Regions from separate parts of the Homo sapiens genome. Here all the other regions are linked to region 1. Evidence: chromatin loops called from intact Hi-C (ENCODE). Cell type or tissue: Caco-2. All regions are shown on one strand. Region 1 overlaps LINC01387 (long intergenic non-protein coding RNA 1387). Region 2 holds the start of LOC107985176 (a long non-coding RNA gene). Region 3 has its middle 9.7 kb from the start of ARHGAP28. Region 4 has its middle 67 kb from the start of ARHGAP28.

Region 1 (8,000 bases):
TTGTGACTACAAACAGAGGATTACCGCAGAATCATAAGCAAACACGGGGACAGATTGATTTTGAGATATTTTCTAAGACAGACAGTTGACTGCAGAAACATGCAGACTGGAGCTTGTGTTTTGAAAACAAGCATGCTAGAGACTAAACAGGACATGAAAGGTTTGCCTTTCTTGGTCTAAAACACATTTCTTTTAAAGATTTACCATCATAAAGACTTCTTTTTGAAAAGCTTTGTTGAAAACCAGCTTGTAAATTTAAAAATGCTCAAGAAAAAATTGTTTGTCGATGCAAAAGTTCAGCCAGGTTGCTTGGAATGATGACCAGATATGTCGCTAGAATTCTCTCTTCTATTTTCTTTCCTCTATTTAGGCTCTGGCTCATGCCTTGGTTTTGGATGACATGAGCTTCACCTTGCGGGGTTTTGGAGGGTGTTATCTGGAAAATACATGACATAGGCATGTCAGAAGAATTCAGATCTTCCTTCTTAGGTAAAAGGGGTTAAAATACTCTTAATTAATCATCTATCAGGGCATTGGGCTGTCAGTACAGATTACAATTTTTTTTTTTTTTTTGAGATGGAGTCTCGTTCTGTCACCCAGCCTGGAGTGCAGTGGCACGATCTTGGCTCACTGCAAACTCTGCCTCCTGGGTTCAAGCAATTCTCCCACCTCAGTCTCCCGAGCAGCTGGGATTACAGGTGTGCACCACCACGTCCAGCTAATTTTTGTCTTTTTAGTAGAAATGGGGGTTTCACCCTGTTGGCCAAGTTGGTCTTGAACTCCTGACCTCAGGTGATCCACCTGCCTCAGCCTCCCAAAATACTGGGATTACAGGCATGAGCCACCATGTCCGACCAACAATGTTTTAAGTAGTTAAGACTGCAGCATTTGGAACCAGGGGCAAATGTTTGAGTGGTCTTGAGCAAGTTACCTAAACTCTCAACAAAGTGGAGACTATACTATATTACCTGATTCACTCAGCTGTTATGAAGACTAAGCAAAGAAAGGTACGTGAAGTGCCTAACCCACATTGTCCAGAATATGCAAAGGCCTCAACACATGGATGAAAATATTGCCTGTCTGTCTGGGTGCCTCGGTTGGATTTATTAGTCAGGCTTGCATTACAGCTATAGAAAACTCCAAGCAGAGTTATTGATTGCTCTTGTAGTCAACACCCCATACCAACAAATACTTTGGAAACTTGTTGGAAAAATACTCTTTCTGGTAGTTCTGGACTATGCTCAGGGATCACTTGGGAGTTCTAGAAGCTGGGAAGAATCTCTCGAAGCTAAAAGATCAAAAACAATACAGGGAAACACGGAGACGAATGGATGTGAGATTCTTCCACGTGGGCGAAACAAGACAGTCATGACTAATGCTAGATTTACTCTTCCTTGGCTGAGAGCATGGTGTTTATTCGAAGTTGAATCTAGAGTGAAAGAGAATATACATGTATGCAAAACATCATAAGGGAGAGTTGTCTTAAAGACAGTGGCTCCTCATCTCAAATTCATTAGCATATACATGCCCACACAAGAACACAAAAGAACTTTCTGCCCCAACCAATTAAAAATATCAAAAAGGAGAAATGAAAACAGATTTTCTGTCTTACCAAAATATTATTTTTATTACTTTCATTTCCTAGGTTATGGGTGTTAATAAATGCTAAAAGCATTTCTAAATCTAGAAATCCATCCCACAAGATGTTTTTCTAGAGTCCACAAAAATCACACAGTTATGTTAATTTGCGAGTAAGGAAACTATGAACAACAGAGGTAGAGTTAATATGAGTAGAGAAAGGGTCTAACACCAAGTGGCACAAATGCAATTAAATCCTGGTTCACGTGACCCCCCCAATTCACAACTTTACTTTTATCAACATCCCACCATTCAGGAAACTTTTAGCGCACTAAATTCCTTTATTTTGTGAAAAAAATTATCATGTGAAATGACTGCTATATAGGACAGTCAATTAAATTTGAGTGTCAAAAACTGACTTTCTTTAAACATAGCAAAACCCTCCAAAGGTAAGCAATCTAAAAGTATTTTTTTCTTGATCAGTAAGTCTAAACTCTGCTATTAACACCATCTATCAGGTTCTCATGATGACATTGCAAGCAATGCCAGAACTAGAGCCCAGGTGGCTATGACTCAACAACTGGGTATCATTGGCAGAAAGAAAGAAATCTGAGGTTTCAAAATGGAATGAGAAAGGAAATGAAGGCCACTTTCCCCTTACTCCACAATGAATGAAGTATTGATACTGGGACTCACCTGGTGCAAGAATGAAGAAACAGCTGGATTTTATTTGTTCCTTTTGCCTGCTCCTTAGAACAATGGAACCTGCACTAACCAGCTTCACAAAGAGCTTTGATTGATGGCAGCTTTTCAGATACCTCTGTGGCTTAGTCTTATCTTGTTTGGTATCTCTATTGTTTCTGAACTGTAAACACCAAAGGAAGGACCCATTCAAAATGCAAGTACTAGGCTTATTCACACGACTCAAGATATTCTTTTCCAAAGTTGAGTAATAGAATGTGTCATAAAGACATCAAAATCTGGTAGATTTGATTTTAAAATTTGATTCATGACTGTCTTGACTGTCTTGTTTCGCCCACGTGGAAGAAGCCCATACTCATTCTCCTCTGTGTTTTCCTACATTGTTTTCAATTGTTTAGCTTTGGGGTGATTCTGCCCAGCTTTTAAGACCCCCAAGTGATCCCTGAGCATAGCCCAGAACTGCCAGAAAGAGTGGCTTCTGAAGTATTTGTCAGTAAGGGGTGTTGACTAGAAGAGCAATCAGGTAGGTATCAAAAAACTGCTTGGAATTTTCTGTAGCTGCAATGCAAGCCTGACTTGAGTAAATCTATCTGAGGTATCCAGACAGACAGGCAATATTTCCATCCATGCAGAGTCATAGACTGACATACATTTTGAGGTCTTTTCATATTCCAGCCATTGCATTAGGTACTTCATGTACATTTGCTTGCTTAGGAGAACTTCGAAATCTTAGGTCTCATTAAGAGTCTTTGATCATTTACCCACATGCATGCATACTCACACACAAACACACACAAAAAGCACTGGACTGGACTGCCTTTGAGTTGAATGCTGATCTTGAGATAACCCCTCGTCTGCATTTTTACCACCCAGATTTCAACTGGTTAAACTTTGTGCCTGTTTCACCTGCTAGAAAATTATTGAGCAATAATGATTTTAGATAACAATTTTAAAAGAATCTGTATATCTCTAATTCCAAAAATTTAAAAACTATTCATACCCATGGGGAAGATGTTTCCCTTACAATTATGTATTCTTTGTAACGTCACCCTTGTAGAACAAAATTCCTTTCTCTTTTTTTTGAGACAGGGTCTTGCTCTGTCACCCAGGATGGAATGCAGTGGAGTGATCTCAGCTCACTGCAACCTTTGTCTCCTGGGTTCAAGTGATTCTCATGCCTCAGCCTCCAAAGTAGCTGGGATTACAGGATCATGCCACCACACATGGCTAATTTTTGTATTTTTAGTAGAGAGAGATTTTCACCATGTTGGCCAGGCTGATCTCAAACTCCTGGCCTCAAGCGACATCCCGCCTTGGCTTCCCAAAGTGTGGGGATTGCAGGTGTGAGCCACCATGCCCAGCCCAAAATTTCTTTGTAGTGTCACCTTAAATATCTCTATGGATGAAACAGAAACTTGCTCAATCTGTTACCTCATTTTTGGTCTGAAGTCTTGAATAATAAGATACCAGGTTTATGAAGCAATATATGAGTTGTTTGGAACACAATGAAACTCTGTTTATTGTATGCAACTTCAGATAAGCTAAATAAGGATTTAAACTAACACTCCTTTTTGTTTGTATATTTGCTATCGCTAGGACTTCCTTTTTCAATTTAAAGATTGTGTCTTATGTGGGAGATCCATTCCAACCAAGCAAAACATCTAGCAGACTACAAAGGATTTAGCTTGTCTTGTTTGTTTACATAACTGAGTTGAGTATTGGACTATTAAATCTTGCATAACATTATTTTGATTAAAAGTAACTGGTTCAACTTGTTGCATGATAAGAATGAAACTTGTCAATATAATGCATTTATTCATGAGAAATGTTCATGTTTCATGTGAAACTTTCTTTTAAAAAATAAAACTTTAAAATATCTTAGTGCTGCTTTTACCTTAATATAATGAAGGAATAGTCTCCCCTGCAGCAGAGGTTGAAAATTAAACTACTCCCAGCGTAAAAAAAGTCTGATTTGTTTATCACATGGGACAAAGCTTATAACCGCAGGAGCTGGAGAGGTCTTATTTCCACACTTAGTTTCCAATCAGAAACAACCAATAACTATGCTATCCCAGCACTTTGGGAGGCCAAGGCCGGTGGATCACTTGAAGTCAGGAGTTTAAGACCACCCTGGCCAACATGGTGAAACCCTGTCTCTAGTAAAAATGCAAAAATTAGCCGGGCGTGGTGGCGCACGCCTGTAATCACAGCTGCTTGGGAGGCTGAGGCATGAAAATCCCTTGAACCTGGGAGGTGGAATTTGCAGTGATCCCAGATCGTAGCACTGCACTCCAGCCTGGGCAATAGAGTGAGACTCTGTCTCAAAAAAAAAAAAAAAAAAGCTGATGACATCATTTAACAAAAGGTTGGGTTCCTTAACGTTACTGACATCACATCAGCCTGGTACTGACCTACTGGCCCTGTATCTTATCCTTGCTCTTACTGGTCTATTCTTGTTAATTCCAAAGTGAGGAAGTTGTTTCAGTGTATTCATTACCACTTTTCCCCTCCAAATCTATACTTCAGAGGTTGTGCAAAGCTCCAAATTTTCCATTCCAACAAATCTTACGGTCTTTTTGCCTCCCTCTGTAGGAAAGGAGGTTATTCTATTTTTCCTGGACACATTAAATGGTGTGACTTGTTTCCCACTGTTCCATTTACATAATCTATGAAACATTCAAAGTATCTGTATCTCAAGTGAAAACAGAAATTCAATTGTACCAAAATTTCCATCAGGGCATTTTATAATAAGTTAAAGATTTTTCTATTACTTTTTACTTACTAGTATAATAGTGTGTTAGAAAAAGCAATTCGGTGAATATACTACAAAATTGTCAAAATTTTAGTGCTTAAAAAACATAATTTCTTTAATGTAACTATCAGAATTTGAGGTAACTATATTATTTTTTCAAGCTTATAGGTAATATTTGAATGGCCTATTTAAGCCTATGGATACCAAAAAATGGTGACTAAAAGCACACAAAATCTTGGGAAGCACTTTTTTCATATGACCTTTTGTTGCATATCATGATTTATAAGAGAACTGTCTTTGGTCACTTCCCTGGGAAACATTCTCTAAGATTTGTGCACTGAGATTACACACTGGAAATTTCTTTCGGAGGCCCCTCTAAGTCAGTGCTATGAGTGAAGGGAGTGCATTTTAGCAGAGGAAGGAGCTGAACTGTGATGTCTGCACAGACGCACACAAAACAAGGCAGAAAACTGAACCTCTCCCAAAGGAAGCTCTGGAGCTAACATCAGAGCTGTCCTGCTTTGAAGCAAGGGCAGAAAATTCTGCACTCCCTCACTTCCCCCAACCCACCCACAGCCGCAGACTCGTAGAAGGAGGCCATCCTTGGGCAAGGTAGCCTAAGATAATTCACGGAGAAGGACTCAGATGAGAATCTTTGACTGCCAATGCTTCCAGCAGCTGGGAAATGAGTGTCCCAGCTGTGAAGGTAACATCTGGATGGAGCACCCCAGTATCCACTCTAACAGTCAAAGGAAAACAAACTAGGTAGACAAGTGGTTTGGTTCATAAGCCCAGGGGATTCACTGCTCTGCATTAAATCCTTCTCTGTCTTCCTTCTGGGAACCATGAAATTGTCTCCATAAAGTCCATCAGCTATTTTAGCCACTTTTTTTTTTGAGACAGAGTCTCACTCTGTTGCCCAGGCTGGCGTGCAGTGGCGCCATCTTGACTCCCTGCAGCCTCTGCCTTCTGGGTTCAAGTGATACTCCTGCCTCAGCCTCCCAAATAGCTGGGATTCCAAGTGCGCACCACCATGCCGGGCTAATATTTGCATTTTTCAGTAGAGACAGGGTTTCACCACGTTGGCCAGGCTGGTCTCAAACTCCTGACCTCAAGTGATCCGCCCACCTCGGCCTCCCAAAGTGCTGGTATTACAGGTGTAAGCAACCGTGCTTGGCCTATTTTAGCCCCTTTTCTAATCTAGCCCCTCCTACTGTCATGAAATAGAACAAATGCAAACTAAGTTAGCAGGCCACATCCCAGGGAGGCTGGTAGAAGACATGAGACTACTGGGAGAGAGACAAAAGGATGGTTTATTTTTCACAGCTATACAGTAGCTGGGACTTCTGCACTTCTGTTGGTTCCCCACTCCCCAGTTCCCACAGGACAATGCAAAGAGGGCCAGAAGACACGTGCAGACACAGCAGTCATGATGTGGTAGAGGAAACTTGAAGGTAGGGAACTCGGACTTTTTAAAGTAGGCACTAAGCATGCCTGCCCTTTGCTTCAGAGACAGTGCCATCTCTGTCTTCCAAGACTATTTGCTATATAAGCATTCTTGAAGATATAGCCCAGAACATAGATGGCTAGTGCCTCTTTTAGCAAAGTGGAGATATGTAGAAACACAAGAGACCCATGAAGAATTTCCACCAGCAGCTCCCGCCTCATCAGCTGCCACAGAGAGAGAGAGCTGTACACCGTAGTGAGTTTAGTGAGCGCATGCGCTAAGGCCAGCTGCTCGAATTTCAGTACTGGTTCTATTACTCCTAAGAATGTGACTTGAGGCAAGTTCCTTAACCTCTGTAAGCCTTAGCTTACTCATCTGTGAAATGGAAATAGTAATAGTACCTATGGCCTATGGGTAGTGTAATCATACACCGAGATAAGCCACATGAAATGGCTGGCATGTGGTAATCAGGTGCCGAGTAAATGGTAATCCTGTTATTACAGTAGACTGGACACAGACCAACTGCCTGGTTATTTTCCCAAAGCAGTATCAGAAATAGGAAAAAAGGTGTTTGAAGGTTTTAGCTAACAGAGAAGTGGCTGACCGCTCATAAGACTCTCTGCAGGCCCTCCTTCACCTTGCATGTGTGTTTAAGTTCCTGCCCCTGCACTCCACAACCATGCGTTTTCACTCAGGTTTGGCCTCAGTAAGGCAGACAGCTGTTTGCGTTTCACATACTGTGACTCGAGTAGTTCCATAAGCCTCTGTGACCTGAAGTGTTCCTCTGGCAGCCAGCCGTAAATCTCTTGCTCAATCTCCTTTTAACTCCTCAAACTTAGAAGCCAAGCTGACATAATCCTTATCTGTGGGCTCAGCCCCACCGCAGCGGCCTGAGCTAATCCTACTCTTGCAAAGAAGAAACACAAAGATCTCTGGTTTTTTTTTTTTTTTTTGACAGGATCTCACTCTGTTGCCCAGGCTAGAATGCAGTTGCACAGTCATGGTTTACTGCAGCCTCAAACTCCTGGGCTCAAGCAGTCCTCCCACCTCAGCCTCCTGAGTAGCTGGGACTACAGGCATGTGCCACCACACCCAGCTAATTTTAAAATTTTTTGTAGAGACAGAGTCTGGCTATGTTTCTCAGGCTCATCTTGAACTCCTGGCCTCAGGTAATCCTCCAGCTTCGGTCTCCCAAAATGCTAGGATTTACAAGCGTAAGTCACCACACCCGGCCTACTCATCAGTTTTAAGTGCCAAGTTTTTTCTCACTGAGGGAGCATATTATCCTGTGGTAGCTGCCAGGGCCTGGAATTACATTTTAAGCCCAATTTGAATTGAATGGAAATGAGACCTAATCTCCCGCTCCAAGGCAGTCGCTTAAGGAACGTATTTTAAAGAGGAGACACTTTTCTTTCAACATCATCACTTTCTCCAAACATGACAAAATCACGTATCAAAACGAAATCTCGAGTTCAAGTTGTCTGTAGAGCTATGTTGTGTTGTAGCAGGGATATAGTAAAT
Region 2 (8,000 bases), 81 kb before region 1:
GGAATAAGAGGTCTTTGAAGAGAAGAACATCATGCTTTGTGAATATTTATCTGGAGGCAGAATACAAAATAGATTGCAGATGAAGTGACTGAGATAGAGAAATCAGTTAGGAGATTATGGTAATAGTCCAGGCATGAGAAGAGTTTAGTATATGTCTTAGCAGTAAATATGTTTTGGATTTATCCATTTAAGTTCATCTTGTTTGACTTATTTCCTTAAGGAAAAGGGCAAATATGAAGTACATTTAGCTCATTAAGTCCACACGTAACTGAATATCTTTTTTTTTTCTTGAAACGAAGTCTTGCTCTGTTGCCCAGGCTGGAGTGCAATGGTGCGATCTCGGCTCACTGCAACCTCTGCCTCCCGGGTTCAAGCAATTCTCCTCCCTCAGCCTCCCAAGTAGCTGGGATTACAGGTGCCCGCCGCCATGCTCAGCTCATTTTTGTATTTTTAGTAGAGACAGGGTTTCACCATCTTGGTCAGGCTGGTCTGAATATCTTTTGAGTCAACCTCTCTTCATATACTGGATGTTGCTTTGTTCAGAAGGGCTGGAAATTAGCAGGCAGGTGCCAAATAAAAGAGCAATTGTTTTTGGAGGAGATGGTATGGTAACATATTTGTGCCTACATAAATTTTGAAATCAGACACATCTGAATTCAAACTCCAAATGTGTTTACCAGTTTGTAATCTTGGGTAAATTACTTAAAAGTTATCTGAACCTGTTTTCTCATCTGTAATATGGGAATAATAATATCAACCTAGTTGTCTTAAAGTAAAATTTAAATGAAAGTGCATTATAGCTATCTCTCTGGACAGCCAAAACTCTAGAAATATAAACTCTTGCTACTGTACAATTATTTAACAGGTCACATTTCTGAGTCATCTTACAGGCTAATGATGACTCTGGAAGATGAGCTGTAACTGTGGAGCTCATGGAACTACATTGGGCAAGACTGTATCCTTTTCCTATTATGCATAACTGAAGTTGTTGTGAAAACAAATATTGCATCCATCTATTTCATGCCATGAAGTTTACTTTAAAATCGTGGTAAGTTCCTCATTTTTATACTTGAAACTAAGACTATCAACTCAATAACATATATATCAACACAAAATAATGTTTAAATTCACGTTACCTTTCTTAACAGCTCTAACACTTAAAAATAGTTTTGAAAGGTTTAAATGAAAATACCAGGTACAAAAGTGTATGTTTGCCTTAGCATCTTTTTGAAGGGATTTCTTCTGTGTGTGTCTGTGTGTGAACATGTGAATGCACATAGTTTTGCTGATTAGATCTAAGACATGTCTGAGAATAATTAGGCCTCCAAGAATGTGGAAGAGGATTACCTGTTTCTCCTTAGTTTCATGTGACTAAACCCAATGAAGAAGATAATATCCCTGAAAACACTTTGATGCAGAATTTAGGCTATGAAGGAGGAGGGGGACACGCAAAGCCGAGAGAGACAGAGGTTTGTTAACAGAAGTGGTTGGTATCCGTCGGGTGTTCTGGTCTTTTACCCTGTGATGGCTAAGTAAAATAGACATCTAATGGAATTCAACTGTCACCTTTGGCATTTGCAAGCCCTTCATTAGGGAATCTTTATCCATTCTTCTTCTTCTTTCCTGACCCCCATAACTGGCTGTAAATATCAGCACCCATATACACACAAAGACAAAAATTCTTAGATTAATATCAATCTGAGATTACAAAGCCATTTATTTTTATAAAACAGCATTGGGATTGACGTGGTTTGGCTGTGTCCTCACCCAAATCTCATTTTAAATAGCAGTTCCCATAATCCCCATGTGTCGTGGGAAGGACCAGGTGGAGATAATTGAATTGTGGGGGTGGTTTCCCCCATGCTATTCTCATGATAGTGAATGAGTGCTCATGAGATCTGATGGTTTTATAAGGGGCTTTCCCCTACTTCATTCAGCACTTCCCCTTGCTGCTGCCATGTGCAGAAGGACGTGTTTGCTTCCCCTTCTGCCATGATTGTAAGTTTTCTGAGGCCTCCCCAGCCATGCTGAACTGTGAGTCAATTAAACCTCTTTCCTTTATAAATTACCCAGTCTCGGGTATGTTTTTATTAGCAGTGTGAGAATGGACTAATATAGAGATTCATCCAGAAAACAAAAATGAATTATCTACAAGAACCTACGGTTTTAAACAAATGTCAAAACCCCCTCTTCTATGAGAAGAATGAGGAAAAACTTTAACATATAAAAATATAACTTTTTGGGCCAAATCAGGAAAACTTCAAAAACATGGTAAACCTGTTGGTTTGCAGCACATCTCCAGGAAGCATCCTTCAGACCCATTGGCTCCAGTTTGAGGGGATAGTACAGAAAAGAACAACAACAAAAGAAACTCCCTGAAAAAACTGGCTTATTAAACAACTCACTGAATACTAAGGATAAGGCTTAGTGATCTGTGACTCTACCAGGCACAGACCACCTAGCTTGCATCAGCAAATGCCTTTGATTAGCCTGGCCAGCAGAAATAACCTACTGAGCCTTGAGTAGACGTGGCAGACAGAAATCTAAACATCACCCAAAGCAGTGAAGTCCCAGGCATTAATCTTCAACAAATATTTATTGAAATCTGGCAGTCCAGACATGCTTATTCCAGGAGAAGCTGACAAGTAAAAGAGGGAGAAAGAGAGACAGGCATGCGACCAAGCACAGTTTATTTTCACAAGCTGCATGCTAGCGAACAAAGACCTAGGAGAGCACATCAAAAAAGGCAATATGTTCTGGCTGGGGGCTTGGAGCAGTCTGGAAGAACTCACAGAAGTGATGACATTCAAAGAAGGCCTGAGGAAGTAAAGAAATTCACCGGGCAGAGAAAGAAGGGAAGGACATTTTACATCAGAGTGGGAACAGCACGAGCATATCATGGCAGCGAAGAGCATATGGCACTTTTATGATAGAACGTAAGATGCAGAGGTGGGAAGGTGGCAGAGGACATTCAAAAGTGACGTTGCAGTCATATTCTGAGGGATCTGACAGATGAGCTGTTAAGAAATATGGACTCTGTTCTATCAGTATTATGAAATCATTGAATCATTCATTCATTGAAATGGTATTTTCGGAGGACTTACTATGTGCTAAGTACTGTGTCAGCCTCTGAAGATTAAAATAAAAAGGAAGGCCCTCCAGGGACTCACAGTCTGGTAGGGAGAAAGGCAGGCAAACAGTCACAGTACGGTAAGTTACATGCGAAGACAAAGGGGGTTGTACTGCGGAATTGGGGAGATGAGATTTAGTCTGCCTAAAAAATTCGGGAAGAATCACATAGACTACTATGTACACAGGTTTTTGTGAGTGCTGGGAACTGTTGTACTGCACATGTGCGTATATTCATTTAATTGAACAACCACGCATGAGGTAGGTTCTCTCGTATTCTCATCCTGGTCTTATGTAGGTTGAGACAGAAAAGAGAGTTTCAGTGAGTTGTGTGTTCACATGGCTTGTGGGCAGTAGAAGCAGGATTTTAAGCTGGCAGCCTGGTTTCAAGCCTGGACATTTAAAGACTGCACCCTATTGTCTCTTCAGGAAAAGATTAATTTGATATGAGATTTAGGGTGAGAAAGTTGCCGGCCTTTTGCCTTCGTTCTTTTCTCCTGTCCCTTCCTCTACCTGTCTCCTTCTTTCTCCCTTCTCTCTTTCTTGCTTTCTAAATCCCAAACTACATTCCTCCAAATCCCAGGATTCTCAGAGGTAGGGGCGTGTGTGTGTGTGTGTGTGTGTGTGTGTGTGTGTGTGTGTGTGTATTTAAGTAGACGAGCGAGGCAGTTGGTCGGGGAGGTTCAGAGTCCAGGGAAGTCTCTTCAGCTCTTTGATCCTCACTTCCCAGTTTATGAAGTCAGGGTGGAAAGTGGATCAGAGGAGATGGCCTCCGAGGATCCCTAAGACATTTTGTGCTTGGAACACAAGCTCAACAATGAAATAAAGCTGCTTCCAAAGTAATAATGAGGGAATGCTAATACCTTTCAAGGAAGGAAAGTGTATTATCATCTGCTGAATGTGAAAGAGACTTGGAAACAATAGCCGGTAATCTGCAGGGCCTCCTAGAGATAAATTCTACAGTTTAAAATGAAGGCACCCCTCAAACACGGTGAAATACATGAAATTGAAATGGCACCACACACCTCTCTCAGCACCTATCCTACAGCCTACTCTTTCTTCCAGCTAGCAATCAGCTCATTCCCGTGGATGTGCTAAGTGATGACAGCAGGGAGATTTACTGGTGATGAGGAACTCTTAAACATCAAAAAAACCTCTAAGATCAGAGGGAATAACGGGTTAGTAGAGTGAATCCAGGCATGGTGATGGGCATGAGACAGATACTTGAGAGAGAGGAGTTTGCATAGCACCATTAAATTTATATCCCGTGGAGGGCTCCTAATATGTCTACGTGTACTGCAAGCCCTCCACAGCCACTGTGAATCCTCTGCGTGATGAGGTGGGGCATAACAAAACAAATTCTTTAATTAACCTATTAATATAGTTTGAATATTTTTCCCCACCCGAATCTCATGTTGAATTGTAATCCCCAGTGTCGGAGGTGGGGCCTGGAGGGAGGTGTTTGGATCATGGGGACAGATCCCTCAGGAACAGCTTGGGCCATCGCCTTGGTGATAAATGAGCTCTCTTTCTGAGCTCTCAGGAGATCTGACCATTTAAAAGTGTGTGGCCCTTTCCCTCCCCCAACTCGTTCTCTCTCTCTTGCTCCTGCTTTTGCCATGTGAAGTGCCTGCTCCCCCTGTCCCTTTCACCATGAGTAAAAGTTTCTGGAGTTCCCCCAGAAGCAGATGCTGCTATGCTTCCTGTACAGCCTACAGAACTGTGAGCCAATTAGATTTCTTTTCTAGTAAATTACCCAGTCTCAGGTGTTTCTTTATAGCAGTGCAAGAATGACCTAAGGCACCTATACATTCACATGCTCAGAAAAACTTCAGGATTTCCTGGGAAGACAAACTTGTATTTCAAAAATAAACTTTGGAGCTTGAAAATAAAAGCAGTTTGCTCCTTTCCTGCATTTGGAGGTGAGCCTACATCAGCCCGTGGCCATGAAAACAGGCTCCTGGGAGTTGGTTGGTTTCACAGGATACTGATGGTGGAGAATGACTCCCAGGCCACCAGCACAGGTGCAGGAAGCACAGGCAGTTCATGTTGGAGGGGGGTGTTCATGGCAAAACCTACCAGGGGATTACAAAGTAATACAACCTCATTTATAAAGAAAAGATAAATACAGTGATCTTCAGGCATTTGCTTCAGTGCAGTAAAATAGAAACTCAGTAGCCTTGTTGGCCATAAGGTGAACACAGAAAAGTCCCTTCATCTCTACTAATGTTTTGTTGCCCTAGACATGATGGTTTGCTGGGGAGGAATTTTGTACTAAAAAGCCCCCTTCTTGTTTCTTTTTCAAATCCGGGAAAGGAAAAATTACACATAAGGAGATTGGGTTTCAAAAATTCACAGGTTTAAGTATCAGTTAGCTTTTGCTGAATAACAAACAGCCCCAGAAATTTGTGGCTTAACAAAACAACCATTTACTTAGCTCATGATTCTGTAGGTCAGTAATTTCAGCTCATCCAGGTGACCCTTTGGGTCTTGACTGGGCTCCCTCATGTGTCTAAGGTCAGCTGCCAGATGGGCAGCTCAGCCACTGGGGGCTTCTGGCTGTCAGCAGGGCCAGCAGAAAAACTGCAGGATAGCCTGGGCATGCATATAAGGAGGGGGAGAATTGTGCCTATTTTTGCAACTAACACTGATACTATTGTGTGCCTCTATAATAAGACACAAAAATATTGAGGGTGGAAAAGAAGACAGAAATCTTGACATTACAGCTATTTCTTTATTACTGTTCTTACTGACAGAATCAGTTTCACAAGAAGCTTATTTTCTTTTCACCAGCCTAAATCACCTTAGCATATAAGATGATATAAAATAATATATATTATTATCTATTATGTGTATATAGGAAGAAATATATTAAATATATAGTTGGATTTATATATTATAGAAATATATAATGGATTTCTATATTATAGAAATATATATTTATATGTTTACTATATTTCTGCTTTAATATGTATTTAAAATCTTTCTTCTCAATTATAAATATAATAATTATTATATATTATATATTATAATTCTTATTATAAATATATTAAGAAATAAATTTCTTAATATATAAATAAATATATTAGATGAAATAAATGTATATATTATGTTAATGTAAATATATATCTATATATTATTTAAATCTATTATATATAGTGTGTAGTATTACATTAAAATATACTTTTAGCTTGTTTTCCTTTCTTCCTATGACTTCACCTTACCATTGTCTTTCTAGTCACTTCCATCTAATGTCAAGATTGGGCTATCATTGGAGAGAAAAGAGGGATCAAATTAAAGATTAACATGTATAATTCCTGCTAGCAATGGAATTGTTCATTTAATGCTTAGAAAACATAAACAATTTGTTCAAAGTTGTTTAAATGGGGAAAGAGTACTAAACCCCAACATCTTGATTGTTAGTTTAATGCTCTATTCTTTATACCATGCTGATTGCCTGAGCTGATTTTTATGAAATCAACTTAATGATGTAGTTATTTTATTTTTCAGGGGGCCAGAGTGTTCATGAACGCAGTCTCAGGTCTGAAGGAGAGCTCTGTGCTAGAATAAAACAAAATCACCCAGTAGATCAGAATCTACTCACGAATGCTCCACGTGGCTAATGCTGCTTGCTGGTTTCCGTTGCTCTCGTCAGCTTTGGACCCTCCCCCTGTACTGTTGGCGAGAGTTCTTGGGGGGTTTCGGGGACATTGTAGCTGGCAGTAGTGTTCATGCCTCTACTTTACTGGCAGTAACAATTAGAATTGGTCCAGGCTGTACAAAAGAGAAATCCACAAATACCAATTGCATGAGCATCATTTTCTCATGAAACTTTTCTCGCATCACAGAAGATGAGTTAGGCAGACAGGGCTGGGAAGGGAGGCTCGTAGGTTCATTAGCAACCCAGATTTTGTCTATCTGCAACTTTAGCTTGTCATTTCTATCCTCAAGGGCATCATAAGCTTTTAAAGCTCCAGCCATTCTACCTGCCATCCAAGCAGTGAGAAGAGGAGAGAGAGAGGAAGACAAATAGGAGAAGAGCTTTCTATACAGCATTCCTGGATGTCTCGTCCAACATTTGTTGGATGTTATTGGATGTTCCATCATACTTGTGGGCCAGGACTTAGTTAAATGGCTACACCTTGCTACAAGGAAGTCTGGGAAATACAGTCTTTCAGCTGGATACATCCCCCTGGCCTGAATAAAAGCTGGGTTCTCTTACAAAGCACAAAAAGGGGATTGAATATTGGTTAGGCACCTGTCAATCTTTCATATCAGCCCACGTGAGATAGCCAGGGTTTGGTGAAATAAAATGCTGTTTCTCCTCAAAACACTTCTCTCTTCCTGATTGGGGAGGGACCCTGTTCTCTGCAGAGAAATTCTTTCTCATGACAGGGCCAACATGTCTGCCAAAAGACAGCAATAGGACTTCCCAATCATTCTATATATTTAAGGGAGACTTTTTAAAAACTACAATACGGTTGAACTCATGTGATTTTTTTTTTTGCCATGAAGTTTCTTGTTAAGCATTGAACATTTAAAAGTAAATTTTGACTAATGTGAAATAAAAGAATGTTACTTGAAGCAACAAAAAATGCTAAGTATCATTAGTCATTAGGAAATGCAAACTTTAATGAGATACCATTATATACCTACTGAACTGGCTACAATGAAAAATACTGACTCTGGTATTTTAAAAGATTGTTTATTAACAGTTGTCCAGGGGAGCAATTGGAACCCATGTCATTGCTGGTGGAGAGACGAAATTGTACAGCCATTTTGGAAACCTGACTGGTGGTTTTAAAAGATTAAACTCATTCTTACCATATAACTCCAAAATTCTGCTTCTAGGCATTTAGTTCTTTCCACAC
Region 3 (8,000 bases), 160 kb before region 1:
TCCTACGCAGGCTAGGAGGTGGCAAAGCCAGTATTCAAACCCAGGAAATCTGGCTCCTGAATTTAGGTCCTTAATTATTATATTTCTCTTTTATGAAAGGTTTGATGAGATTCAAAATATATTCCTCTAGTAAAATGTAAAGAAACAAGTAGGATTTGATTTATGTTTCTTTATGGTAGCTTTACATAAACCTATTTAGTACACTAGAGGGTAAATAATCACTAGCATGTAATGATGATGATGAAAATAATAAGGAAGGGAGTCACATGTATTCTTAAGGCACTATACTAAGGTAGTTCAAAATTACTAAGGCAGAATTATTGTTTCTTAATATATGTGTGTGTGTGTATAATTATTGTCATCAACTACTCTTACAATGTGTTGAAGGATAATTCAGTTTTTCATTCTGCCTTGTAAATTTGTCAGTGGATACATATAAATAAGGCATTAGAGAATAGTGAAATATGTAATCACAAGTGCACAAAGATTGCACTTTCTAAATAAACTGGAAGCAGAGTGGTAGACAAAAGAGAGTAAGACAGAGTTGAGTTTGAGCTTGATTATGATTTACTATTTACTGGCTGTGTCACCTTAATTTCTCTCTTTTTCCATTTCCTAATTTGAAAAACAGAGACCAGTAATATCTCCTCAAAGAGTTGATGGGAAGTTAAAATGAGATCACATCTTTAAGACACCTATCCCAGTACTAAGCATATGCTAGATGTTCAGATGTTGGTTCCCTTCTCTGTCTTTCACTCTCCCTTGTCAGCTGTCCTCTGTCTCAGCCCTTCCAGAAGTACGATTTGAGTTCAACCCTCAAGAGTAAAGAATCTGGACCCAGGATTCCAAAGGTTTTTCACAACCTTTGCTGAGAGATAAGTCACATTCAATTTATGTGATGAAACCTACCTGGGGAGGCCTCACAAACACTGGCCCCCAAGTGCCACCAGTTGCATGGACTACGAAATATGGAGATATTCCATTTAAACCCATCAGGAAAGGCAAGAAAACAAAACATTTATGCAAAACTTTAACATGGACAAAGGAAAAGTGCTTCTTGTGGCCTTGGCTGCTTATCTGGCAAAATTGCTGCTAGGATAATTTCATACCAGAACAGGAAAACAGCTGCAGCCTCATGAGTCCTTGCAGATGCTGACTGACATTCTCTTAGCAAGAAGGGTTGAGGGAACATAGTCACTGGCCCTATCTTGCAGGAAATGAAGGCACAATTCTTACCTACCAAAGAGAACATGCGAATTCTGCTTTCAGAACTCCACCTGGCAGGGTGGGGTGGCTCACGTTTATAATCCCAGCACTTTGCGAGGCAAGACACAGGAGGATCGCTTGAGCCCAAGAGTTTAAGACCAGCCTGGGCAACATATGGAGACCCCATCTCTACAAAAAATTTAAAAATTAGCTGGTGTGGTGGTGTGTACCCTTAGTCCCAGCCACACAGGAGGCTGAAGTGGGGAGATTGCTTGAGCCTGGGAGGTTGAGGCTGCAATGAGCCATGATCGCACCACTGCTCTCTAACCAGGGAGATAGAGCAAGACCCTGTCTCAAAGAAGAGACCAACAAACAAAACAAACAAAAAACCCTTCATCTTACATACATTATCAGTGCCCTCAAGTCCTCTGGAAAGACTGGTTTAAATTAGAGGGAATGAATACAAAGTTGCATTTATTTTATATAAAGAGAAAATAATGAGACAAATATTTTAAAAGGTAGTGTGTAAATCTTTCATCATCAAGTCAGTTGGTAAATCTTGATCTGCTACTCTGAAATATTTTTCAAAATGTATTGGCACTACTTGAGTTAAATTTATTTTCTGGGTGCTCTCATGATGACACAGAATTTCTAGACTACTCTGATTTTCCTATTGCTTTCTTAGTATCTATTTTTAAAGAGAAATCAGGGCTTATTTTTCTTCATTAACTGTTTTGGGATCTTTGATCAATTTGGTAATTGGGTTAAGTAGATTATGTCACCACGAGAGCCAGCCAGCCAGGTCAAGACTTGTGTTATTTATGTGGTAGACATAACTGAATTACTTAAGTGACTTCTACAGATAAATTGAATCATTATTGATTGGAAATGAATCACTACTAATAGACCCAGGCAGGGTAGAGGAAAGGAACAGACCAGCCATAGCATAAAGTTTTAGTCAAAAAGTACTTACAATATGGAATATTTCCTGCAATACCATGTTTTTACAATTACATAAAGGCTTTATTCATTCATTCATTCACTCTTCCATGTATCCATCCATCTATCCATCCACCCACGCATCTACCCCAAGAACTTACAATTATCACTCATACCTACAATGCCAAGCACCAAGAATATGAAGATGAATAGGAACATGAAAGCACAGACTAACTGGGTCTCTGCAAGCGGGGAAGAGATTGGTGTAGGAGGTCATCAAATAACACACTTCCCCAGGAGGTTATGTTAGAGATGCTCTTAAAAGATGAATGACACTTGGCTAGCTCACAAGTAGGTGTGTGTGGCTGAGGCTATGTAAGGAAGGGCATTCCAGAGGCAGGTAACAGATGGAAACAAGGCACAGGGAAAAAAAGACAGTGAAGTATGTACAGGGAAACCCTTTTAGTTTAGCTTTGCTAGAGAGTAAAGTGTAAGGGAGAAAACCCTGGAGACAAAGCTGGAGACAGGCAGAGGCCAGGCCCTGGTGCATCTGAATGCCTTGTGAGGAGTTTAAACTTTATCCAAGAGTTCAGATGGGGAATCCACTGATGGTGTCAAACAAGGTAGCACCAGAATCAGCTTATGCTTTTAGGCATCCTCCTGGGCTCTGCACCACCTGGTCTTCACTCAGCTCTTCTGACCTACATCTCCTAGGCCTCCCAACCTTTTTGGGAGAAGAGTGTACACTAGAGTCTGAGGCAGAAGAAAACCAACTATAAATGGTCACATGCTAAGTCCCAAATTGAATCCTAAGACAAAGTCCAAGATGAGATAAATGGAATTTAAATAGCTATTGAAAAGACGTTTAGCTTAAAGAATTACACAGGTGTCTTGGAGGGGAAGCTCGGGAAAGGACCCTGACAATCCCCTCTCTGTCACTAGCTCGTGATTACAGATCAGCTGCCTGCTTTGTTCTGGTTCACCTGGGGAGGGACAGACCACCTGACCTGGCAAGTGATGGGGTGAGCACAGTAGGAGACAGTGAAGGAAGTAGAAGACAGTGAGAGGCTTTGGGACATGCAGTATGCAGGTCTGCCAACAAAGAGGGAAGGTTTATTATGATCATTCTTGGATTGGAAACCAAAGAAACAATTCTGATTAACCAAAACAAAGAACAATGTTTTACAAAGATCTGAGAAACAGCACAGGATTGAAGATCAAAACTGAAAGACAACTCTTGGAGCAGGAATGAGAACACAATCTTGCCAGGGTGCTTCTTACAAAATTAACAAATTTTAACTTTTTCTTCTATCCTTGCTTCCCTCTTCTCAGGAAACAGGGTACCAGAATTGCATCAGATTGGCTGTGGTTAAGCCTCCACTTGGCAGTCACTGAGTCTTAAGAGATGTGGTCTTCAGGGACTGCCTTCCCTGCTGTTAATGATAAGACAGGCCCCAAGATCACATACCATGAGGGAGAAAGTCCCTAAGTTGATACCTTGGAGATTTCAGGTAGCAGGAATAGAAGCCAACACATTAACAGTATTTACTAGAGCAGGATTTGGTGAAGCCTCAGGGAGGCAGGGCTCACCTGGAAGCACTGAAAAAAGGCATAATCAGGACACAGATGGTAAAGATTTCCAAGATCTGGAAAGGGAAGAGGTTCTTGCAGAGGGTGAGATGAAGTGATGCACAGGGAAAGAATGCACCTGCCCATTTTGCAGTTGTGCCTCCACATGGCCCTGAATAAGGAGGGGGTAACTGCCTGACAAAGTTGATAAATCAAACAAACCTGGGATTTTTGTGATAAGAATAGGAAGCTTCAAATCCACATCGGCTAACTCAGGCCTCAAATGTGGCTGACTGCATCATTCAAGAAGACATACATGACCTGAACTGAGTCACCTGGATCTGAAGATGTCAAAAGTATAATTTGAAAGTAAGCTTATACAAGGGGTGGTTAAAATGGTGAAAGGCAGGGTTTGGAGCAAGACAGATATAGGAGTTGTGCTATGTTTGACTGTGAGCAGTTACTTAATCTCTCTGGGACCTGATTTTTCTCATCTGTAAAATGAGATGGTAATACCTATCACACAAAGTTGTTGGCCACGATTTGAAAAGGATAAGTTGTAAAACTGCTGTGTACATAATGCTAAACAAACATAAGTTCTTTTTATTATGCTATGCATACATGAAATTGTTATTTTACCTTCTACTTTGTTAGCAATACCTATTAGAGGAGATTCCAGGGGAATTCAAGAAATTCTAGTCACCATTAGTCAGCCAGTAAATATTTTTTAGTACACTCCAAAGACTATAAATATTTCTACAGAAAAGGTCATGACTGTGTTAACATAAGTCATATTTTGAAACTAGGCAGAATTAGGTAGATAATCAGAAAATGGATGTTTGTCAGTTGAAACATTATTCAGGGATGTACCTAGTTATTACTGATTATCGTTCGGCTCAAAAAAGTATTGGAAAGCCTGAATGTCTCAGTGTCACCAGGTCAGGACATTGGCATGGTCCTGAAGAGGACATCTCCTCTCACAGCACCGGCATTCCAGATGAGGCATTTATGGGTGGGGTCTGAGCAGGCTACAGGCACACTCAGTATAGCTTCTGCTACATAGTAGGCTTAAATAACCACTTCATGAATGAAGGAGCCCTCTCCCACTTAATCCTCTGTTTCTACCTCTGTAAAATGTAACTACAGTACTGTAGTTACTACAAAATGAAACTATAGGACTGACACTAGAAAATGGAAGTACAGGACTGATACCTTACTGTGGCTTTCTCAAAATGTATGAGAACTCAAAAATCATAGGACAGCATGCCAATGGGCCTCAAAACTTGATTATGTGATGATGTGTAAATTGTGCCCATGGAGTTGTGCAATGTAGCCAGTTGGAATGGTTTTGAAGACAGGAGTGTAAGGTGAAATTAGACAGTTGCTGTAGTAATAAAACTTCTGTTGCAGGGAGAGGACAATTCTGATCACTGCTCTGGCACCTGCTAGCCAAGAGATCATAGACTACTTTTGTCTGTTTGTAATCCCTTCCTTTGGGGAATCCATACTAAAGCAATTTAACCTCTGAGTGAGTCGGAATAATATGATATTGGGAAATACAAAAAGGAAGCATGTGAATAAACTTGGTAACGTTATTTCACTGCATTTGTATCCCCAGAGTCCATAATAGTGTCTGCCATATGTGCTCTCAAGAAATGTATAATGTATAAACTCATGTTTAACGTGTAAATCAATCAATCAATCAATGAGTGGAGAGCTGCATATAGTATCCTCCCCACCCCCTAGTACTGTAGTTTTATAGTTAGGGAAGTAATTACGGTAGTTTTTCCATTCAATGACTGCAGCCAAATGACTCTCCTCAGGAATGCCCCAGCATTGAGCACATTCCTCTTTGCCAGGGGACCTGGAGGTGAAAACCAGAAAAGGAGAGGGAAGTAGCTAGTTTGTCCTGTGTCTGTAGAAGATAATAGATTCAAAAGAATGGGGCAGGTGCAGAAATAAAAAAAATTATGAAAGAAGTAGACTCTAAATGTCTGAAGTTGCCTAGGTAAATTGTTACCAAATTACCTTTTGATTTATATTTCATTTGGATCAGATTTGGGATCTGTAGATAACAGGTATTCATATAATTTAGGAAATGTACCATTTTATACCATTGGCCATTGAAATAAATTCAGAACAAAAGATTTTAAATTATTTGAAGCACTGTGGTAAAGGGTGTAATAATTCTTTCTCAAGTATCTCATCATCTTAGGCCTCTTTTCAGTCACTTCTAGAGAATTTTTTAAAAACAGCCAAGCCTCAAGTGATCATTTAATCCTACATATGATGGTGAAAGAGAGAGACACAATCAAGTCATCAGGTCCAAACTATGATTCATTATTTCTTTGTATAAAGGAACAAAAGTGTTACTTGTTTTTAGGGAACAAACTATCATAATTCTTAGTATCCAACTTTCATTCCAAATCCTCAAAGCTGTTTGTAAACATAAACTCATTTATTCCCACCTACCAAGCACCACTCAGAAGGAATTCTGATGGCATGAAGTTGTGAAATAATTACAAATATTGCAATCATAACTATTTACTGAGGATCCACCATGATAAGTATTGTATCATTTACTCCTTACATTGGAGGCTCAGAGATGTTAAGTTACTTGTCCAGGTTCACAGTATTAGTCTAGAGGATTAAGAGGCATCCTGGAGTAGTTAAGTCCCTAGACTCTGGTGCCAGACTACCTGGATTGAATCCCACCTATATCTCTTTTTAGGTCTGTGACCTTGGGCAAGCTAACATCTCTGGGCTTCTGTTTCCCCTATGCAAAGTGGAGAGGATGGTAAGAGGATGGCAAAAATGGGACCTACCTCATAGGGCTGTTGTGAGGACTAGATGAGTCAGGTGCTTAGAACAATACAGTGGCACCTAAAAGTGTCACGTAAGTGCTAGCTATTGGTATTATTCTTGTGGTTGCAAGTAATGAGAATGCAACTCACACTAGCTTAAGCAGCAAAAGAAGAGGTGGCGGCGGTATTTGCTTCAGACATGCTTTACAACAGAGGCTCCAATAATGCTCTTAGGAGCCTCCCCAATATCTCAGCCTTATTTCCCCTTGGCTTCCAGATATATCAGACAGGCTGTGTAGTCACAAGGTGGCCACCTGCAGCCCCAGGGATCCACTGTATTTACAAAGAAAGAAAAAGTTCTTGTTACGAAGATATGGCACAGGTCCCAGGGAAGTGGCCTAGCTTGGGTCTCATACCCATTCCTGAACCCAGGCCATAGGCCAGGCCAGGTCTGGGTCATGTGATAAGCTCTGAGACAGAAGGGCTGGGTTTGCCCAATCCAAACCACATGGCCTGAGGGCAGTACCTGTATAAAGGCTCTCAGAGTGATGCCCCAAAAAGGAGGGATCAGGTAAAGACCAAACATATACGTAGTCTCATGGCTAGCAGGTGACAGAGCAGAAATAGGAATTGTCCTCTCCCTCCAACAGAAGTTGTATTACTACAACAACTGGCCAATTTAGCCTTACACTCCTGACATCAAAGTCATTCTAACCAGGCTGCACTGCACAAATCCATGGGCATAATTTACACAGTATCACATTCTCTGGTTTTGAGCCGCATTGGCACTGCTCTCCTGTAACTTTTGAGTCCTCACACTTTTTGAGAAAGCCATAGTGAGGTATCAGTCCTGTAGTTTCATTTTCTAGTAACTACAGGACTGTAGATACATTTTACATTTACAGATGTAGAAATTGGTAGAGTTGTCACAGGTGGAATGGAGAAATGGCTAAACCTTTGATATTCAGATTTTGACTTCTGAGATAAGCTCTTGAAGAACATTCCAGAAACATTAGTCAAGAAAATTGGGCTTTCAATAACCAGAGCTCAGCACTTGAGATTTTCTAAATTCTAAAAACTTCCCATTAAGCCAGGCACTATGGTAGGCATTTGTAGTCCCAGATACTCAGGAGGCTGAGGTGGGAGGATCTTTTGAGCCCAGTAGTTCAAGGCCAACCTGGGCAACATAGCCAGACCCCATCTCAAAAAAAAAAAAAGCAAAAACAAAACAAAACAAAAAACCCCCCAAAAACCTTCCCATTAACATCTAGAAGCAAAGTTCAGAAGACTGAATGTGGAGGCTTTTTATCCACCATGAGAAAGACTTCAGACAGTGATGTCGAGATCGCACCACTGCACTCCAGCTTAGGTGACAGAGCAAGACTCTGTCTCAAAAAAACAAACAAACAAACAAACAAACAAAAAACCAGACAGTGATGTAAAGAGAAGGACATTGTTGCTGCCACACAGAGGAAGTCTTGG
Region 4 (8,000 bases), 98 kb before region 1:
TGTTTCAATATTACCAAATTGGCTGTAAAGTAAGATACAGGGATTTAGTGGAAGAATTGCCTTCAGTGTGGACAATGGACAATGGACAATGTCCTAGATAAGCTTATGTACTTCAATTTGTCCAGAAATATTTTACAGCAAATTTTGACTTGGGTATTTCTAAAAAGTATTTTAAAATTTGCATTAAATATAAAAGACAAAATGACAATGAAACAGTTAATTATTACTTGATATTTCTAGAACTATATTATTGATAGATTGTAGCCTTAGCAGAAACTTAGTATTAAAAATGTAAAAAGCACTTTGACTTTTTGTCCTCTTGATTGTTCTATGAAACTATTTTGAAAGACAGCCAAGCATGTGTTCAACACATGTTTTATACTAGAAATGTTTTGCCATAATCATAAACTGATTGAATAACCATGATAATTTCAGTGTTCTTTTGTCCATATGCTTCAACGTTTTGTTCATTTGCTTGAAATATGTACTTTGTTTTTAGCTAAAATCAGGTTCCTATGTGTTGAAAATAAAGAGCTGTAGATTTCTATGGCCATATTGTTGTAACATGAGATCTGTAAAAGATTATGGAAATAAGTTAATAACCACTTGGCATCAAGTGAAAAGAAAGCTATATATGGAATACGTTTTTATAGTAAGAACATTTGATTTTGGTCAAATCCATGTCAAAGAAGAACAAGAATTAATTTTAACTTTGGTATGCCCAGAATATGGACAACCAAATTATCTTAATTGGAAACATATTTTCACATTCAGAATTGCTTACTCTCAGGCACAGAGTTTCCATTTCAAACCTTGCAGCCTCATACGGCAAACCCCTCATTTATCTGAAAACCTCAACTATCCAGATTACCATTGGGAATCAGGAACAAAGTAAAAACAGGCTCCTGAGCACCAAAATAGAAGTCACAAATCCTCCCTGCACATCAGCCCTTCTCTTAGAAGTCTGTAGTAGATTAAGAGCCACAAATTCAGAAAGGAGTCTTAAAAGTCAAACTGAAAATAGTACAAAGTAGTGACTCTTGACATCATGACAGTCAGGGGAATAGCAAAGCCACGCAACAGGCATCATAATCTGGGGCCATTTCATTTAGGATCAACACTCTCTTTAAGGGTGGTAGTGATGACTACAAAGTACAATCATGGATACTGATGATTTGCCCCCCAAATACATATCTTCCAACTGTGTTTCTTGGTTTGTGCCTCCTATGGTTCTCAGTGCTCCAGTGGATTTTGGCTGTGACTTGCTGCTTATGAAGTACACGGACAGTAGTTCTAAAGGGAAGAATCATCCAATTATCTACCCTCGTCAGTTATCCTCCTGTTATCCTCACTGCTGGTATCTCTATGAATTAATAGGATAGAAATATCAAGAACACAGTTTCAGTGCATAGTAACTTACAAGTGAAAATAAGGCTAAAACAAGTGTATATGTGGCCTAGAACATTTTCATATTTATAATGTAAGACATTTCTAGGTTTTCTTATGGAAAAAATTCAGTCAACTAGGATATAACCAGTTTTTAAATATAGCTCACTAAATTATACTGTGATTTTTGTGCATGTATTATTAGGTTCCACTAAGAGAAAGGGGATTTGGGTGAGTTTGCTTTCTTTTTTTTCCCCTGAGATGGAGTCTTGCTCTGTCACCCAGGCTGGAGCGCAGTGGCATGATCTTGGCTCACTGCAACCTCCGCCTCCTGGGTTCAAGCAATTCTCCTGCCTCAGCTTCCCGAGTAGCTGAGATTACAGGTGCCCGCCACCGAGCCCGCCTAATTTTTGTATTTTTAATAGAGACGGGGTTTCACCATGTTGGCCAGGCTAACTCCTGACCTCGTGATCTGCCCACCTAGGCTTCCCAAAGTGCTGGGATTACAGGCGTGAACCACCACACCCGGCCTGGATAAGTTTGTTTTCTAATCAGCAAAGGCAAGTTGAGAAAATGAAGCAGGGATCCTGTCTGGACTTTGCAAACAAGACTTTCTTGTTTAGAAATCACAGAAAGTAGAGGTGAAAGCTATTATTACCATCATTACACTCAAAAGAGCTCACAGACAGCAGGGGCATCTCCCTGAACATGAAGTTGTGCCCTCCTGACCTCCCTGTGTTAGCCACAAATGACAAAGCAAGAGCATATGGGAACTGGTCAAATAAAACTTACAAAAAAAAAATAAATGAGTAGTCACAACAGATACTCTTTCCTTGAGGAATTTTTTTTTTTAAGTACGTGTCTTTTTTACAGAAAAAAGTGAAATTTAACTTAAAAGTGCATTTTGTGGGGTTGAAATTTTATAATGGAAATGTTTAGTGATTGCCTTCTTAGCAATTGCCTTCTGCTGTTGCAGGGGAGGATAGCAACATCTTTCTTTTTATAAACTGGGAATTCCTAGCAAGTGCTAACAAAAGCAATCTCTTTCTCACTTTGCTCTTGTGTGGGTTGCATAACCCTGGATTAAGTGATCAAGTACTACAGCCTGTCTTGGTAAGAGGTGAAACGTGGGTTTCACATGCCTTGGTTTTTATATTGAGGATCAGTTTGGAGCTTACAACAGCCTTGATCAAAATCATATTATTAATTTTTTGGATGAAAATACTACATTCTGAATATTAAGACATTTTTACAGAAAGTAATAAAATAATGAGTGCGAAGAGCAGCCTCTAGCATGTAGAGCAGGCAAGAGTGCTGAGTGAGTAAGACTTACAAGCATCAGAGTGCGCTAGAGAAAACCTACACATGGCTATATTTTTCTTTTCTTCTTTTGAGACAGAATCTGACTCTATTGCCCAGGCTGGAGCACAATGGTGCGATCTTGGCTCACTGCAACCTCCACCTCCTGGGTTCAAGCGATTCTTCTGCCTCAGCCTCCCAAGTAGCTGGGACTACAGGTGTGCGCCACCACGCCCAGCTAATTTTTGTATTTTTAGTAAAGATGGGGTTTCACCATGTTGGTCAGGCTGGTCTTGAACTCCTGGCCTCAGGTGATCCATCCACCTTGGTCTCCCAAAGTGCTGGGATTACAGGCACGAGCTACCGTGCCTGGTCAGGGCTATTTTTTCTGAATATACTTTTCTCCTTGCTTCCCATTACTTAAGCTGCCTTTTCTCCCCAGTGGGGCAACACTGAGGCTGTCAGACACGCTGAGATGACCAAGAGTTTCACAGTAGGCACTTATTCCTGATATGAATTCTGTCCCTGAAAGCAAGCCGGAGTCGGGGTGCAGAGAAAACAGAAACAGAAGAAGAAAAAAGGACAAGAAGTAACAGGAAAAGAATGCGTAAGTTATATTCTGAAAAGTATATTCTGAAATGTAACCGTTCAGACTAACAGTGTTGAATATCAATTCACAGTGATCAAAAGTCCTTTTAAAATTATTGATGCTTGAAATGCTAATTCCAGATTCCATTAGCATATATTTGTAAATATTATTTATACCAGATTTGTCAAGTACACTATTTCCTGCTTCAATAGTCAGAAAAACATTAATGAGGACTTGCAGTACTTCTCTGAATTAATTTTTTTTCTAATTTGTATTTCTCAGAAACAATTAGTTTCCCTGAGCACACATCCCAACTCTCAGAACTCTCAACTAGCTCACTCCTCTTCCTCATCCTCCAGGTCTTCCTGCTTAGATGTCACTTCTTCTAGGAAGATTCCCTGAATCCTCAAGTCTGGACACAGATTCTAAGGGCACGCTTCCTTAGCAACCTGCTCTTAGCCTGTCTGAGCCCTAGCACGCTGTGTTGTAATGTGCTGTCCACTGGTCTCGATTGATCCTCAAACTCTAAGCTCCCTGAGGACAGGAAAGTGATAGTTACGAGCCTGGGCTTTGGAATAATAAAAAGCACATCGTAGTACATCCTATAAGCCAAGTGTAATTCCGATTATTTTACATATAATAACGCACCTAATCTTAACATCCACGTAGGAAATTGGGGCAGAAGCAGGTTATCTTTCCCAAGGTCACATAGCCAGTAAGTGGCAGATCCACAATTTCAACCCTGGCCATTGTTTGCAGAGACCATGCCCTTTCTTGTAATAAGGTGTTGCCAATCAGAGCGGCTTCGTTTCTAGAAAATGTTAGCTACTTAATGACTCAGTTGACCAGGAGTAATTACTTGTTCTAAGTGAATCTCATTTTTCTCATCTAAAAAGTGGGAATAAATAACAGTATTTACATCAAGGAGTTGAGAAGCTTCCATGAGATAGTGCACCTTATAGAAAGTAGATAGTGTACTCAGCATAGTACTTGCCATATAATAAATACTCAATAATTATTTGTCTGCTGACATTTTGGGTTTATCCTATTCTTGTTCTTCTCATTCTCTTCCCTTTCCTCCTCCTTTTTTTTTCTTTCTCTTCTCCTCACTCTTCAGCATTGTGTCTGAGCAGAGGGTTGACATATAGTGGACATTAACAAACATCTCATGAATGAAGGGGTAAAAGAATGGATGAGTGAATGAATGAATGAAACAGCAGGCAGACTTTCTCTAAAATCAATTTGCATCTATCTTCCTTAGCTCTTCATCATATATCTTCCTCTACAGCAGACAGAGGGAGACATCTGCAGCCCTAGATTGCTGGCCTGTTGGGCAGTGACACCATTTCTCCTTCACGACAGCTTGAATTTATACAAAATCTTTACTCTTTTGAAGTCCATAGTTCTAAAATAGCGTCAACATTTTTAAGCTGCCAGATTTTATTGGGCTAAACATGATTAGCAGACATTCCTCGCTGAACACACCCAAAGGTTAAACACAAGCCAGAAACCAACACCAGATGCAGGTCAGGAATTCCTGAATCAAATTCTTCAGTGAAGGAAAAATGATAAAATCTCAGGTCTTCTCATTCTTGACAAGTACTCCTACATTTTCTTGACTAGTGTTTGTTCTTAGGGGCAATTTTTGCGTAAGAGGAATTTCCTATAAAGTGGGAATTTCACTGCTTTATATTTTTTACTACTCCAAAGGAATTTCACAAAACATGTCATTTCCTTCCACAATTGATGGGTAAGATTCCTACATCATTCACACCTGTGCCTGTGTTTCCCTGTGCATCTGGTACAGAGATGGGCATAAGGAGCACCTGTCTTGGAGAGATAGCATGGGGGAATTGGGTCATCTCAGCTGTTTTCAACTGGGGTTTTGCCAGTTCCTCTTTGTCTTTTAGTTCCCTTTGTTGCCCCTGTTTTTCATATGGTTATGCTGCTGTTGTTTCTTGTTATGGTTGTTGGTGGTGGTTTGGTGTTGGGGAATATGTAGTTCCTGGCATTCTTTTTTGGCTTCTGAATCCTAAATAACAAGCCAAAAGGAATTCAAGTTTGTGTAGGGACCACAGGTCTCTTAGGAAAGTCCCTCCCCAGATGGCTTTTCTTGTCCAGGGGGAGCATTCAGAGCCACTGGCAGAGACCGCTCTCGGCAATAAGCATGTTGTTGCTCCTATCAACAACGTTAATGAGCCAGAAATGAATTCTGTGTTTCCAGTAGCTTCTTTGGCATTTTAAATGGGTCGATTCCTTTCAGAAGAGTTCATGTGTTTTAATTCATATTTTGCGTATTACTAAAGAAATTTAAGATTTGCCTTCAGTTTTAGTTTAATTTTTTGGATCCATCCAGAGCCTTGAAAATATGAAGGCAATAGAACTTCTGGAAAAAAAGAAAGAAAGAAGTCATTGCGAGTCAACTTTAAACGTATCAGGTTCATGGAAATTCTTTTTTTTTTTTTAAACCAGTGGAGTATTTTAGAGTAAATACCTCTGCTGTTTTAACAAAAAATCTGTTATCTTTTTTACAAAAAAATCTGTATCGTTATCTAATAAAAACTCAAGCAATTTTCAAACTCTTCACCAATATGTAGAGTTTAAATTGCTTTTTATTATAGAAAATAAAACTTGATTAGATTAATTAAATTAATTGTTTAATTAAACCACAGTTGATGACTTCAACTTGATTTATTGATGTAAATAAATGGGCCATGGGCCAGACCTATGCTAAATTTAAAAATATACCTTAAAAATTAAGTTTAGATAAAAATAATAAAGTTGTGGAAATTGCAAAAAATAAAAACCGTGTCCAAAGACATTCTCTGGAACATGGTTAGTCACAAAGTGCAACGCTTTACTGTACTATGGTTGAGTGCAGACAAATCTCTTAGAAAAGTAAAGTTTCCTGAAATTGGAACTATATTATGGAGAAGAAATTTATAGAATGAAACCTCTTCAGGGTATGTAAGAAATGTACAAAACTTCTGTTTACGTTAAATAGTGTCTAAAAGAAGTGCTAGCAAGTGAATAAAAACACAAAAACTTTAAGCAAACAAATTGAAATATTACTGCATCTGTTCCTGAATAAGTGTTGTGTGTCTTTGGCTGGAAACCTGATCCCTGGACAGTATGTAGGGATAACAGATGTGGCTCTTGAGCAAGAAGAGACATGCTGGAAAGGGCACAAAGGTGAGACCTCCAGCGAAGTCTTGATATTTATAGCATGGGCTTCTATAAGCCACCCGACTCCTCCTTGACACACACACACTTTTTTTTTTCCTTCTATGACTTGCAAACATTTGGAGTCTCTTAATCTCCAGTTCCTATTAATTCCTATCTGTTGTTATCCTTCTCTTAATTCACATTCTTTCTGTTAAAGGTCTATGTATTTATTTGAATATTTTTCTATAGCCTTTTAATTTGGGACTTGTTTTATGCAGTAACTTAACTTTTTCTCTCTTCTCAACTTCCATCCTGTTGGTCGCAGAATCTCAGTGTTGCAAGGGGTCATTAAAGAGATCTACTTGAAACTCCTGCTCAGTGAGGGCTTCTTGGCTTATTATATCCCTAAAGAAGAGTGTTAGGATTTGGCTTCGTTGCTTAGAGAAGTGAAAACTCCCTCAACTGCAGGCCCACCCAAATCTCTGTTGGAAAATCCTGTGTGTCCACTTCTCCTGTTTTCGTTTTCCTTTTAGTCTTTTTGTGGTCTACTACGTGGTTTCCTAAGGTAATATTTTTCATTATGTTATTGGCCATGTCCCTTTCTTTCTCCAACGTTTTCCCATTTCGTTCTCCACCACCCCTTTTAAAAGATTTTAGAGGCCGGGCGTGGTGGCTCAAGCCTGTAATCCCAGCACTTTGGGATGCCAAGGCGGGTGGATCACCTGAGGTCAGGAGTTCTAGACCAGCCTGGGAACATGGCGAAACCCTGCCTCTACTAAAAATACAAAAATTAGCCAGGCTTGGTGGTGTACGCCTGTAATCCCAGCTACTCGGGAGGCTGAGGCAGGAGAATCGCTTGAACCTGGGAGGCGGAGGTTGCAGTGAGCCGAGATCCGAGATTGCGCCACTGCACTCCAGCCTGGGGAATGGAGACAGAGCAAGACTTGGTCAAAAAAAAAAAAAAAAAAAAAAAAAAGAACCTAGAAGTCAGCGGAAGATGGGAGGAGTCTGAGAAACAGCCCCGCCAGACCCAACCCAACCTACCCCCTAGACCCCACTGCACATTAATGCACATTAACCTTCACCTTGAGTGATAAATAAGCACCTGTAGTCTACTGAGAAGATGAGATTTAGGGGATGTTTGTCACAATGGTTATCCTACCCCTGATTAATACAGAAGGTTACTGAAAGTCCACTAGGAAGTGGATGAAGGGACATGTTCCTGAAGATAGTGAGGATTGCTAAGAAGCACATCTATGGGACCAAAGACATAGGAATCCAAATAGGAGCATTTAGTCCTTAATAGGCTAGGAAGCCTGCTGCTTCCAGGTTCCAGCTCCCCGCTGAAGGGCAGATGAGCAGCTGCGGATGTATATAGGAGATCTTCTACACAAAATTGTTCCATGCAGCTGTGCTTTTCCTGCCCAAGTGGAGAGGAGCACATAAAGGGAAAGCCCATCTGCTTGGGGACCGTTAACGTGCCTCTGGGTTCCTAGGTAACACATACCTAAAGAGGGAAGCAGAGAGACTATAACGGTGAGACCTAATTCAGCTTTAGAAT

Evidence for each region. Hi-C counts contacts between places; a loop is a spot of excess contacts. Peaks named below come from ENCODE experiments on the same cell type or tissue, not always from the same donor. Only the 100,000 strongest peaks of a DNase experiment are listed, where the experiment ranks them.
Region 2: a loop joins it to region 1, with 2.8 times the contacts of the local background. A loop is called at or near these places in 2 of 110 quality-filtered maps.
Region 3: a loop joins it to region 1, with 5 times the contacts of the local background. A loop is called at or near these places in 3 of 110 quality-filtered maps.
Region 4: a loop joins it to region 1, with 14 times the contacts of the local background. A loop is called at or near these places in 3 of 110 quality-filtered maps.

Annotation. Positions count from the first base shown.
Region 1 is chr18:6,560,969-6,568,968 of GRCh38, reverse strand. All of the region lies in intron 2 of LINC01387 (long intergenic non-protein coding RNA 1387), which reads right to left. LOC105371972 (a long non-coding RNA gene) reads right to left here. Exons shown (of 3, transcript XR_935116.4): 3 at 1-436. Among named protein-coding and RNA genes, the nearest start is that of LINC01387, 54 kb to the right of the region's middle. In Caco-2, no CTCF peak of the experiment used is centred here; DNase peaks (open chromatin) are centred at 2,358, 3,108, 3,428 and 7,218.
Region 2 is chr18:6,641,695-6,649,694 of GRCh38, reverse strand. LOC107985176 (a long non-coding RNA gene) reads left to right here and starts at 2,532. Exons shown (of 3, transcript XR_001753338.2): 1 at 2,532-3,210. In Caco-2, no CTCF peak of the experiment used is centred here; a DNase peak (open chromatin) is centred at 3,784.
Region 3 is chr18:6,716,013-6,724,012 of GRCh38, reverse strand. No RefSeq gene overlaps it. Among named protein-coding and RNA genes, the nearest start is that of ARHGAP28, 9.7 kb to the left of the region's middle. In Caco-2, no CTCF peak of the experiment used is centred here; DNase peaks (open chromatin) are centred at 3,882, 4,692 and 5,555.
Region 4 is chr18:6,658,964-6,666,963 of GRCh38, reverse strand. No RefSeq gene overlaps it. Among named protein-coding and RNA genes, the nearest start is that of ARHGAP28, 67 kb to the left of the region's middle. In Caco-2, no CTCF peak of the experiment used is centred here; DNase peaks (open chromatin) are centred at 4,753, 5,083 and 6,453.